Linked DNA regions of Homo sapiens: region 2 is linked to region 1. Evidence: chromatin contacts called from ENCODE Hi-C or POLR2A ChIA-PET data. All regions are on one chromosome and are shown on one strand. The core of a region is the stretch at or near the end of the contact, and the rest is flanking DNA. Distances in the headings are between cores, read along the strand shown.

Region 1 (5,411 bases), core at 2,629-5,128:
TATTCTGTATTGTTGGGTGGGCTGTTCTCTATATAAATTAGGTCATGTTCGTTGACGGCGTTATTGAGTTCTTCTATAACCCTGTTCTGCCTAGTTTAAAAAAAAATTAAACAATTTCCTTTCTTTTTAAAAACTTAAAAATTTTTTAATTTGCTTTTGTCTAATTTTCTTTTTCTTTTATTCATCTTCTTTTTGACCAGGTTCAACATATTCAAGTGTCTAGTAGTTTTATCAGTTGCTGAAAAGGGAGATGTTGAAGTTGCCAAATGTAATTGCTGCTGTGTCTCTTTGAGCTCTGTAATAGTTTTTGCTTCATGAATTTTCAAGCGCTCTTTGGTTCCTACACATTTAGGATTGTTATGTCTTCCTGGTAGATTGATCTATTTATTATTATGTGTCATTATATAATCCTTTTTATCTCTAGTAATTTTCTTTGCTCTGAAGTGTACGTTATGTGATATTAATATGTCCGCTTCAACTTTTTAATTAATGCTTGCATGTTATCTTTTTCTCTCCTTTTCCTTTCAACCAGTTTACCTGTGTCTTTGAATTTGAAATGAATTTCTTGTACTCACCATATAGTTGGGTTGTGTTTTTATCCACTCTACCATTATCTACCTTTTAATTAGCATATATGCACCATTCGCATTTAAGGCAATTGTTGGTTTATTCAGACCAAAGCCTGCCGTTTTACTATTTTCTGTTTATTTTCTGTTTCTCATTCTTCTGTTTCTCCTTTCTTGCCTTTCTGTGGATTATTTGAATATTTTTTAGATTTTCATCTTGATTTATTTATTTATTTTTTTGAGATGGAGCCTTGTTTTGTCACCCAGGCTGGATCTCTGCTCACTGCAACCTCCGCCTCCCGGGTTCAAGCAATTCTCCTGTCTCAGCCTCCTGAGTAGCTGGACTACAGGCATGTGCCACCACACCCAGCTAATTTTTTGTATTTTTTGGTAGAGACAGGGTTTCACCATGTTGGCCAGGCTGGTCTTGAACTCCTGACCTCATGATCTGCCCGCTTTGGCCTCCCAAAGTGCTGGGATTACAGGTGTGAGCCACCATGCCCAGCCATCTTGATTTATTTAAGGTGATTTTTAGTGTAATTGCTTTGAATAGTTTTCTCAGTGGTTGCTTTGGGTATTAAAATATACGGAGTTGACTTACATGGTATCCGTGTTTTACCACTTGAATGAAGTGAGGGAATCTTCCATTTCAGTTCTCTTTCCATCCCCACTTTTAAATAATACTGTGTTGGGTATCAGAAGTTCTTACAATGTTTGTTCCATTACATATGATTTAGAAAGCTCATGAGGAGAGGAGGATAATCTGTCGTAGTTCCCGTATTTCTGCTCTTCCTGTTCTTTCTTCCTTTTTGATGCTTTAGGATTCCTTCTTCTAACTTTTCTGTTCGAAGAACTTCCTTTAGCTATTCTTCAAGGGTAGGTCTGCTAGTGACATTTTTTTCATTTTTCTTTGTCTCAGATATATGGTAACTTAAAATAATTTTAGTTTGAAAAGTTTCAAATGTACAAATAAAACTTTATGTACCTGTCACTCAGCATCAACAGATACCAACCTGCTGCCACTCTTGTTTCTCTAATAGGGATTTCTATCTTTTTTTTTTTTTTTTTTTTTTTGAGATTGGGTCTTGCTCTGTCACCCAGGCCTAGAGTGCAGTGGTGTGGTCTCGGCTCGCTGCAACCTCTGTCTCCCAGGCTCAGGTGATCCACTTCAGCCTCCCAAGTAGCTGGGACCACAGGTGCATGCCACCATGTCTGGCTAATTTTTTGTATTTTTGGTAGAGATAGGGTTTGACTGTGTTGCTGAGGCTGGTCTCGAACTCCTGAGCTCAAGCAATCCACCTGCCTCGGCCTCCCAAAGTGCTGGGATCACAGATGTGAGCCACCACAACTGGCTTCCATCTTTTTTATTTAGTAAAATAAAAGAGGTCTTACAGTGTACCTCACATGTGCTAAAGGACGTTATGAAATTACCTTTTTATTTTTTAGTTTTTCTTAAAGACCAGTGTAACAGTAGAAATTTTTTAAATCCTTGGAAGACCTGGTATGAGCTAGAAACTAGTAGTGTCCTCATTTTATAGATGAGGAAATAGAGCTTAGGAAAGTAAATAACTTACCTAAGGTCACATACTTTTTATTTGTTTCATTAGAATGCCTCCTTTATTTCCAAGAGAACCCAAATGTCTTCTAACAGGAACTGTAACAGATTTGAGGGAGCTTTATGTTTGTTACAAAAGCCTCTTTTATTGTTTTGTCTTCTACCTGTGGGTACGTGCTGGGTTGCTGTTTCAGTGGTTTTCTCAGATAGCACGTTTATTTTGTTTGTGGCAGGTATATGTGTAGTTACCAGTAGTGACAAAAGCTAAGTTACTTGATGACGGTGTTTTAAATTTCAACTTGTTTCTTTTCCTGTTAGTTGTCTATCAACGTCTATGACTACAACTGCCATGTGGACTTGATCAGACTGCTCAGGCTGGAAGGGGAGCTTACCAAGGTGAGGATGGCCCGCCAGAAGATGAGTGAAATCTTTCCCTTGACTGAAGGTAAGCTTCAGCAGTCAGGCTGCTTTTAGAAACAGAAACAAGGCTTGCACATTTTTTACAATGTTGAAAGTGGGACATGCTCCTTGTAGAAAACCTGGAACGTTCAGTGTAGTGGAAAGAAGAAAACGCATCAGAGTTAGCTATTTTTAGTTTATTGTAGTTTTTTGCAAAATGTAGTTATGATCATATAACACGGATTTTGAATTCTGATTTCTTTATTCTAACGTTGTGGTAAACATTTGTAATGTAATTAAACTTGGCTTTCATTTCTGTATTTCCCATTTCACTATTTATGTATTTAAACCATTCTCTTGAAACCAGAAAATTGTAAATATATTTAAACTTTTACAGACAGTTTTTTATGTAAATGTTTCATACATTAATTGTTCCAGAATAGTTGGGCATTTAGGTTATTTCTACTTATTTGCTTATTAGAAACATAATTGCACTGAACAACTCTGTAGTTCAATCTTCATGAATATTAATAAGTGATCTTTGGGCAGTACTTAGAACACTTTGGTCCTAGATCCCACTCTGCCCCTTTTCCCTTCTGCAAAGCATAACTGCCGAGTGTAGATGCTGGAGTCAGGTGACCTAGATTCATTCCTGGCTACATCTTTTACTAGCTGTGTGACCTTAAGCAAATTATGTAAACATTCTAAGACTCAGTTTTTCTAGCAGTTAAATGATGGCAACAGTAGTTTCTGCATTGTAATGTATGACGGTATAGGATGAGCTATTCTACGTATAACACTTAACACATGCCTGGCATGTTGTCATCCTTAGATAGATGTCATTATTATTAGTGTTACTATCACCAACCTTACAGGATTGTGATAAAGACTGAATGAGAAAAGTGCTTTGCAAAATATAAAATGCCTAACAGGTGGAGGATATTATGATTTTAGTGATTTGATCTTATTTGGAAGCATAAAACCTCCTATGTGCTTAGTTCAGGTTTTAAGAAGTGAATTTCTGGAAACAACGCCAGGTTGTGTAAGATGGATGAAACGTTTGCATGCTGATGTCTCTTGGTAAAGTCCCTGCGCTTAGCCTACCCTTTGGTATTAATGCGGGAAGTATTTTTGTCTCGTAGAGCTCTGGCTGGAGTGGCTGCATGACGAGATCAGCATGGCCCAGGATGGCCTGGACAGAGAGCACGTGTATGACCTCTTTGAGAAAGCCGTGAAGGATTACATTTGTAAGTTCCCGTGGACTTTTTTTGGATATCTGGCAATGTCATATATATCAGTCTGCTGTTGAGGACTGTATTATGAGATGTTGCTACCCAGAAAAGGGAACGTTAGTTTCACAATTAGCAAGATTTAAGTTGAGTTGTCTTATCATTGTCTTTGGTCTTTAATTGAGGAAGTTTAATTTTAAAATAAAAGTGGAAGAAGCACTTGTAGTAAGGGAATGAATACACTCACACTCAGGATTTATTGACAGTGAGAACTTACATGGTATTTCCACTGATCTTTTATACATTCAATAGGTTTTTAGAGGTTTTGGACAGGATGCTTTAAAAAAAAAGATTAAAACATTAAAAGAAAACCTTTTTATTTTGAAGTAATTATAGAGTCATAGGAAGTTGCAGAAATAGTACAGAGAAGTCTTGTGTACTCCCTTCACCCAGTTTCCTCCAATATCTTGTTTCTGTAATACAAAATCAAAACCAGGAAATTGACCTTGGAACAATGGGAAAAAAAAGACATTTTATTACATGTGTAGATTCATCTAACCACTGCTGCAGTCCAGATACAGAGCTGTTCTGTCCCCACAGAGACCTCCCTCGCCTGCTGGTATTGACATCTTACCAGTGCAAGTGAAGTATAGAAGACTCACCTCCCTTTAAGTCTCTTTACCGTCCCTTGTATATAGTATAATTGTCTTAAATATTTTCTCCATGTGAATTGGGGACCACATCAGACAATGCTGTGGACAAAATGCTTTTAAAAAGCGTTTTAAGGCTGGGTGTGGTGGCTCACGCCTGTAATCCCAGAACTTTGGGAGACCAAGGCTGGTGGATCACTTGAGGTCGGGAGTTCAAGACCAGCCTGGCCAACATGGCAAAACCCCGTCTCTGCTAAAAATACAAAAATTAGCCAGGCATGGTGGCACGTACCTGTAATCTCAGCTACTCAAGAGGCTGAGGCAGGAGAATTGCTTGAACCTGGGAAGTGGAGGTTGCAGCGAGTTGAGGTTGTGCTACTACACTCTAGCCTGGGCAACAGAGCAAGATTCTGTCTCAAAAAAAAGCATTTTAAGGCCAGGCATGGTGGCTTATGCCTATAATCCCAGCAGTTTGGGAGACTGAGGCAGGCGGATCCCTTGAGCCCAGGAGTTCGAAATCAGCCTGCCCAACATGGGGAAAACCCCATCTCCACTAAAAATACAATTAGCCGGGCGGGGTGGCATGCAGGCCTGTAATCCCAGCTACTCAGGTGGCTGAGGCATGAAAATTGCTTGAACCCAGGAGGCGGAGGTTGCAGTGGGCCGAGATTGTGCCACTGTACTCCAGCCTTGGCGACAAAGTGAGACTCTGTCTCAAAAAAAAAAAAAAAAGCATTAAAAAAATTTCCCCTTTCAGACTGGGCATAGTGGCTCACGCCTGTAATCCCAGAACTTTGGGAGGCTGAGGCAGGTATATCACGAGTTCAGGAGATTGAGACCATCCTGGCTATCACGGTGAAACCCCATCTCTACTAAAAATACAAAAAACTAGCTAGGCGTGGTGGCATGCTCCTGTTGTCCCAGCTACTTGGGAGGCTGAGGCAGGAGAATTGCTTGAACCCAGGAGGTAGAGGGTGCAGTGAGCCGTGATCATGCCTCTGCACGCTAGCCT
Region 2 (5,688 bases), core at 1,888-4,387, 120 kb before region 1:
TAGTTTCCAACTTTTCTTCTGCAGCTTCTTCACCTCTGTCAGCCTCCATGGAATTGAAGAGAGTTAGGACTTTGCTCTGGATTAGGCTTTGGCTTAAGGGAATCTTGTGGCTGGTTTGTATTTCTATCCAGACCACTAAAACAAGGCTGTTTTTGCTTTTTTATCATTCATGTGTTCACTGGAGTAGCACTTTTAATTTCCTGAACTTTTCTTTTGCATTCACAACTTGGCTAACTGGCTTAAGAGGCGCTTAGCTTTTGGCCTGTTTCAGCTTTCAACATGGCTTCCTCACTAAGCTTAATCATTTCTAATTTTTTATTTAAAGTGAGAAATGTGCAACTCTTCCTTTCACCCAAACACTTAAAGGTCATTTAGGGTTATTAATTGGCCTAATTTCAATGTTGTTATGTCTCAGATAATAGGGAGGCCCAAGGAGAGGAAGAGACAGGAATACAGGAAGAGCAGGTGGTGGAGCAATGAGAAAACACACAGCGTTTATCGATGAAGTTCACTGTCTTATATGAGTGCAGTTCATAGTGCCCCGAAACAATTACAGTAGTAACATCAGACATTACTGATCACTGTAACAGATACAGTAATAACAAAAAAGTTTGAAATCCTGCAAGAATTGCCAAAATGTGACACAGAGACAGTGAACATACGCTGTTGGAAAAATGGTGCAGATAGACTTGCCTTAGGGTTGATAAAAAGCTTCAATTTGTTTAAAAAAAAAAACAAAACAAAAACACCACCACAATATCTGTGAAGTGCAATAAAATGAGGTATGCCTGTATTTACCTAACCTCTTTAATATTAATTACATCTCCATCTCCTTTCTTTCACACAGAGAATGCAGGGTCTTAGGGATACAGAAGAAGAATTAGAACATCCTGATCTATCTCATTTGTCTTTTCACGTTATACATGTAATAGTCTCAGAGTGAAAATACTAATACCACCACCATACCATGATACTGAAAATCGTTAAAAAACTAAACGACTTTTAGTTGAAAAACTAAACAACTTTTTAAAACCCATGCTGTGTCTATTATCCCTCCATTTAAAAATGATGTATTCTGTATTTTCAAGACCACATAGCTGTTACATTCAGCAGTCTCTCCTCCCTTGGTTCTGTGAGTAACTACATTGAAGTACTCTCCATCAATCATTGTGTCAATCTTGCACCAGGCATTTGGATCATCCGAAGCTTGTTCTTGGGTGGATTCCTTAAGAAGGAGTGGGAACAATATTCTCTGAGTTCTTGTATACTGATAATAAGTTATCTGTGATCTTTTTACTTGAAAGTGAGTTTCTCTGAATATAAAATGATTGGGCAGGGACAGTGCCTCACACCTGTAATTCCAGCAATTTGGGAGGCCGAGGCAGGTGGACGGGTTGAGCCCAGGAGTTCAAGACCAGCCTGGGCAACATGGTGAAACCCCGTGTCTACAAAAAAATAAAAAATTAGCTGGGTGTGGTGGTGAGTGCCTGTGGTCCCAGCTGCTTGGGAGCCTGAGGTGGGAGGACCTCTTGGACCTGGAAGATCAAGGCTGCATTGAGCCGTGATCGTGCCACTGTACTACAGCCTGGTTAACAGAGTGAGACCAATCCTGTCTCTAAATAAATAAATAAATAAAATTATTGACTCACAGTTTTTCCTTGAGTAACTAAATACCTTATTCCATTTTCTTTTGGCATAGGTGTTGCTGTCAAAGTCAGATTATAATCTAATTTCCTTTCCTTTATAAATCATATGCTCTTTTTGCCTAAATGTTCATAAGATTTTTTTTCTTCAAATATAGTTAATTTTACTAGAAGATTGTTGGTCATTCTGAGTTGGTATCTCTAGATACCATGATATGCTCTTTCAATATATAGTTTCCAGTCTTTTTTTTTTTTCTTGCATTACAGTTTTTAATTTTTTTTTTCCTGTTCCTTTGCTTTGGTTTTCTTTATCAGAAGCTCCTGTTATCCATATGCTTTGTCTTCTTTACTTCTCTTTAGTCATTGTCAGTTTCTCTCCAAACCTCTTTTCTTTTCCTCCCCCCACTCCTTTTCTTTCTTTTTTTGAGACAAGGTCTTGCTCTGTCACCCAGGCTGGAGTACAGTGGCACGATCATGCCTTGACCTCCTGGGCCCAAGCAATCCTCCCACCTCAACCTTCCGAGTAGCTGCAACCACAGGCACTCACCACCATGCCCAGCTAATTTTCTATTTTTTTTGTAGAGACGAGGTTTCTCACAATGTTGTCCAGGCTGGCCTCTAACTTGTGGCCTCAAGCATTCCTCCCACCTTGGCCTTCCAAAGTGTTGGGATTACACGTGTGAGCCACCATGCCAGGCCCTAAACCTTTTTTTTTTATTCTTTTTTTTTAGACTTTATTATTATTATTATTATTTTGCTCTTTTCCTTTTATTTCTTTTGGGGGCATTATTTGTTGTGTTTATTTGCTCTTGTGTTCTTTCTTGGTTTGTCTTCATTTATTTCTAATTTTTTTCTTGATGTCTGTCACTTTGTTTTGAGTTTTTCAAGTTCTGGTTTATAATGTTTTATATATTGTTTTCTTATTTTGAATCACTATAATGTAGTTTTTATCTCTTTTGAGCATGTCTTTTTAGCAGTCTTATATTGTCTAAAGGGATCTTATTCTGTGTCTTATTTTCTTTTTTTCTGACAGTAATTTTGGAGTTCAACCTTGATTTTTTTTTCTTGCTTATTTTTATGTGGATTTAATTTTCCCAAGCTTTTTAAATGGTGGCTTGGTTCAGATAGCTGCTCTAATTTCACAGAACTCCCTCTCTGACATATTCAGATAGTGTTCAGAAACATGGTGCCTTGCTTTCTAATATTTCCTAGCCTGGCTTTTATGTAGCCTCTCTTATGCTTTTATCCCTCTTACTGCTATCCTGCTGAAATTCGATTTCATTTCCTGGAGTGTCTCCTTTGTGGGCCCATCCTGGAAGGGAGCCCGCTGTGGGTGATTTTGAGAGTGCTGGGGTCTAGATTGTGCCTGCCTCTTCAGACCTTTTAAATTCAGTACCCATGTGCCCAGCTTCTGTTGGAAAAGGCAAAATCCTTCCCAGTTTCTGCTGCTGATCTCACACCGGCCTGCTGCCCTCAGGTCTGTCAGGTGTCCCCTTGCTGTCCCTTCCCACACACACCCGAGGCTGATCACATGCAGGTCGTGTGGCTGTTGGTGTTTGCTCCCACCTGCTTAAATTTTGGGGATATCACCTAGTTTGTGTAAATGTTGTCCCTGGATTTTTGTTTTGTTTTGTTTTCTGCTAGCTCTGTCTTTTTACGGAGGGACTTCGGAAAAACCCCCAAAAAATGCTGCCACTGAGATTCTCTCATCTTCCCAGAATCCTCAATGTCGCCCTTTTATTGGCATTGCTGGAGTGCACATTTTGTAAATTAAATAATGCTTTGGGATAAATCTTTCTAATTTTAAAAAATCTTTAAGTATAGAACTGATATTTAAATCACCCTTTAATCACTTAATATCCCCTATATCATGTTATTATTGGAGTAATTGAAGCTTGTATAGCTTAGCAGTTGAAATGAAAGTTTAAAGAAATGTTTGATCTTCTCCTAGCCTACCTGCTTCTTAATACCTTATTTTCCACCTTGCTCTTCTGAAGGTAAAAGAACACTGTATTATAGATCAAATGGTTTCAGACAACACCCCCCGCCACCCCCCGCCTTTTTTTTTTTTTTTTTAACGGAAAAGCTCTGTGTAGTTTCTCAAGCCTAGGCTATTGGTAGTAGCTCATGAGCTACAAATAGTAGATAGTATAACAAGGCCTAGTTTTAGTAGAAGAAGGATATCAAGGAGATCCTGGGAGTAGGAGTTCTGAGCATTTGCAGGTCGCTTCGCTTAAACGCTCTCAGCCCCAGTTGCCTTCCATATAATATGGAGGTATGATAATAATATGCCTATCGAGAGTCAAAAGGAAGCTGTAAACGTATAATGGACTGTTATTTTTTGTAATGGGGATTTTGATGGATACCTATAGTGGATTCCTAGCAGCAAGAGTACCTTTAATAGACATTTCATAGAAAAATACAGTAGAACCAGTTTATCAAATGAACTGTAAAAGAATAAAAGTAATTTTTTAAAAACTGCTTTTTGTATTACTTATGGTATAAATCCATGAAGTCCTAAGCATTTAAGCATTGATTTGTTAATTTTGTGGGCATTGATTTAGTGACAGCTACTTTGCAGTTTTAGGAGAGGGAACACCAATCTTAAGATACATTCCCCCATTTTTTAGACGTGGCTTCTTTACACAGCCTAAAATTAAATTATATTGACACAGTTTACCTTTCATGTACTACTTTGTGAAACAGCATTTTATACTATCACACAGCAGTTGTGTAAATTGTACTCCCAGAAACTACACTTCACTCCTAGCTTTGCAGAGTTTTGGCTCTGTGAGTTCTTTTCTTCAGCAGTATCTTCTCAAAGAGAGTTTTAAGATTGTGGCTACCTAAGTATTTTACTTGGGGGAAATATTAGCTCCAAGAAAATAATAGTGCTTTAAATAATACAAAGAGCAGTCAACTTAAGTTTAGTGAATGATGTTGATTCAACATTGTTCCTTATCTGCAGGGTAGTAATCAAACACAAATGCAAAAAATGGCTAATTTGGACAATGGGATTGCATAATTGTTCCTTCCAGAGTCTGGGAGTTGGAAAGATATTGCAAAATGATAGTCTTAATTGTCTCCAGCTATAGAATAGTCCAAATTTTTAAGTTTAAAGGACGCTTCTCCCTTCTCTCAAATCAGTTTATTCTTCTGTAGAAATCAACAAAAATACCCTATCTAATCCATTTTTGCTTCCATTATAAATTTTCCTAATATAGTTTTTTTTGGCGGGTGGGAAGGCATTTGACAAAGACTGGAAAACCTGCTAGACAATTTTTAAAAGAGCTTTAATGCTTTCTAATATAGTTTTTGCCCTGAAATAAAAATGGAAGTGATGTTTTGGTTCCTCTCAGGCATTCAGCAGGGAGGGCTTCGTCTTAATTCCATTTTGTACAGATTGCATCTGGGCCATTTGCCAGAGGATATTATAACCCTGGCAGATCGGAACCCAACACTCGGTTCTTGGTTTTCCCGAACTCGGTGCCACTCTGCACGTCATGGTTCATTTGGGAATGCCCTGATGCCCTACATGCAGGCCTTTGTGGGCGTCTGTAGGACGCTGTACTGGTCTGCAGCTGCTACCACATCTTTAAGCTTTCTCCTGTCTCATGTATTTTCTTCATTTCCCATTTGGAATTGGTTTCCTTAGGAATGGAAAAATAGGGTCTTTTGGGGGTGTAACCCTTTTTATGGCTGTAACTCTAGTCCTAGCCCAGTAGCAAGTTGATGATGGGTGACTAAAATAGGGAAGCAGTGTCTGGAAAGCAGTATTTGAAAAATAAAACTATTTAACTAATTGTACTTTAAAATTAGCACGTGAGAGAAACCCAAGTGTCTTAGTTTTCCTTTTTTCTTGTTGGGATTGTTCTCTTGAGTTGTCCTTTTTCCATATCCAGGCTTTCACATGTGAAAAGGATGCCCATGGTACAGTAGTTCTGAACATGTGCTTAAAGTTGTTTTTTTCCAGAACCACAATGGGATTTTACTGATGGATTCACTTTTTCATGTAGGAGCCCTTGGAACTGAATGTCATTTTTTT

The links. A loop is a pair of places that touch in the nucleus more often than their neighbours do. ChIA-PET counts read pairs that join two places held with the same protein, here RNA polymerase II (POLR2A). Pooled maps may share reads with other maps.
Region 2: POLR2A ChIA-PET joins it to region 1 with 11 read pairs in T-cell. The contact joins two enhancer-like sites. A Hi-C loop is called at or near these places in 1 of 37 single-sample maps with no recorded cell type and 2 of 50 pooled maps. POLR2A ChIA-PET finds 5 or more read pairs at or near these places in 4 of 52 experiments (OCI-LY7, T-cell and activated naive CD4-positive, alpha-beta T cell).

The regions. Positions count from the first base shown.
Region 1 is chr12:108,546,243-108,551,653 of GRCh38, reverse strand. SART3 (spliceosome associated factor 3, U4/U6 recycling protein) reads left to right here. Exons shown (of 19, transcript NM_014706.4): 2 at 2,440-2,566; 3 at 3,663-3,767. Among named protein-coding and RNA genes, the nearest start is that of SART3, 12 kb to the left of the region's middle. RefSeq lists a silencer at 2,309-2,378. Within about 2 kb of position 3,878, at least 2 of the 41 ENCODE cell types and tissues checked have a DNase peak (open chromatin) inside an H3K27ac peak, as active enhancers do.
Region 2 is chr12:108,667,705-108,673,392 of GRCh38, reverse strand. The region is part of intron 3 of CORO1C (coronin 1C); the gene reads left to right. It also overlaps the pseudogene RNU7-169P. Among named protein-coding and RNA genes, the nearest start is that of MIR4496, 35 kb to the right of the region's middle. Within about 2 kb of position 3,137, at least 2 of the 41 ENCODE cell types and tissues checked have a DNase peak (open chromatin) inside an H3K27ac peak, as active enhancers do.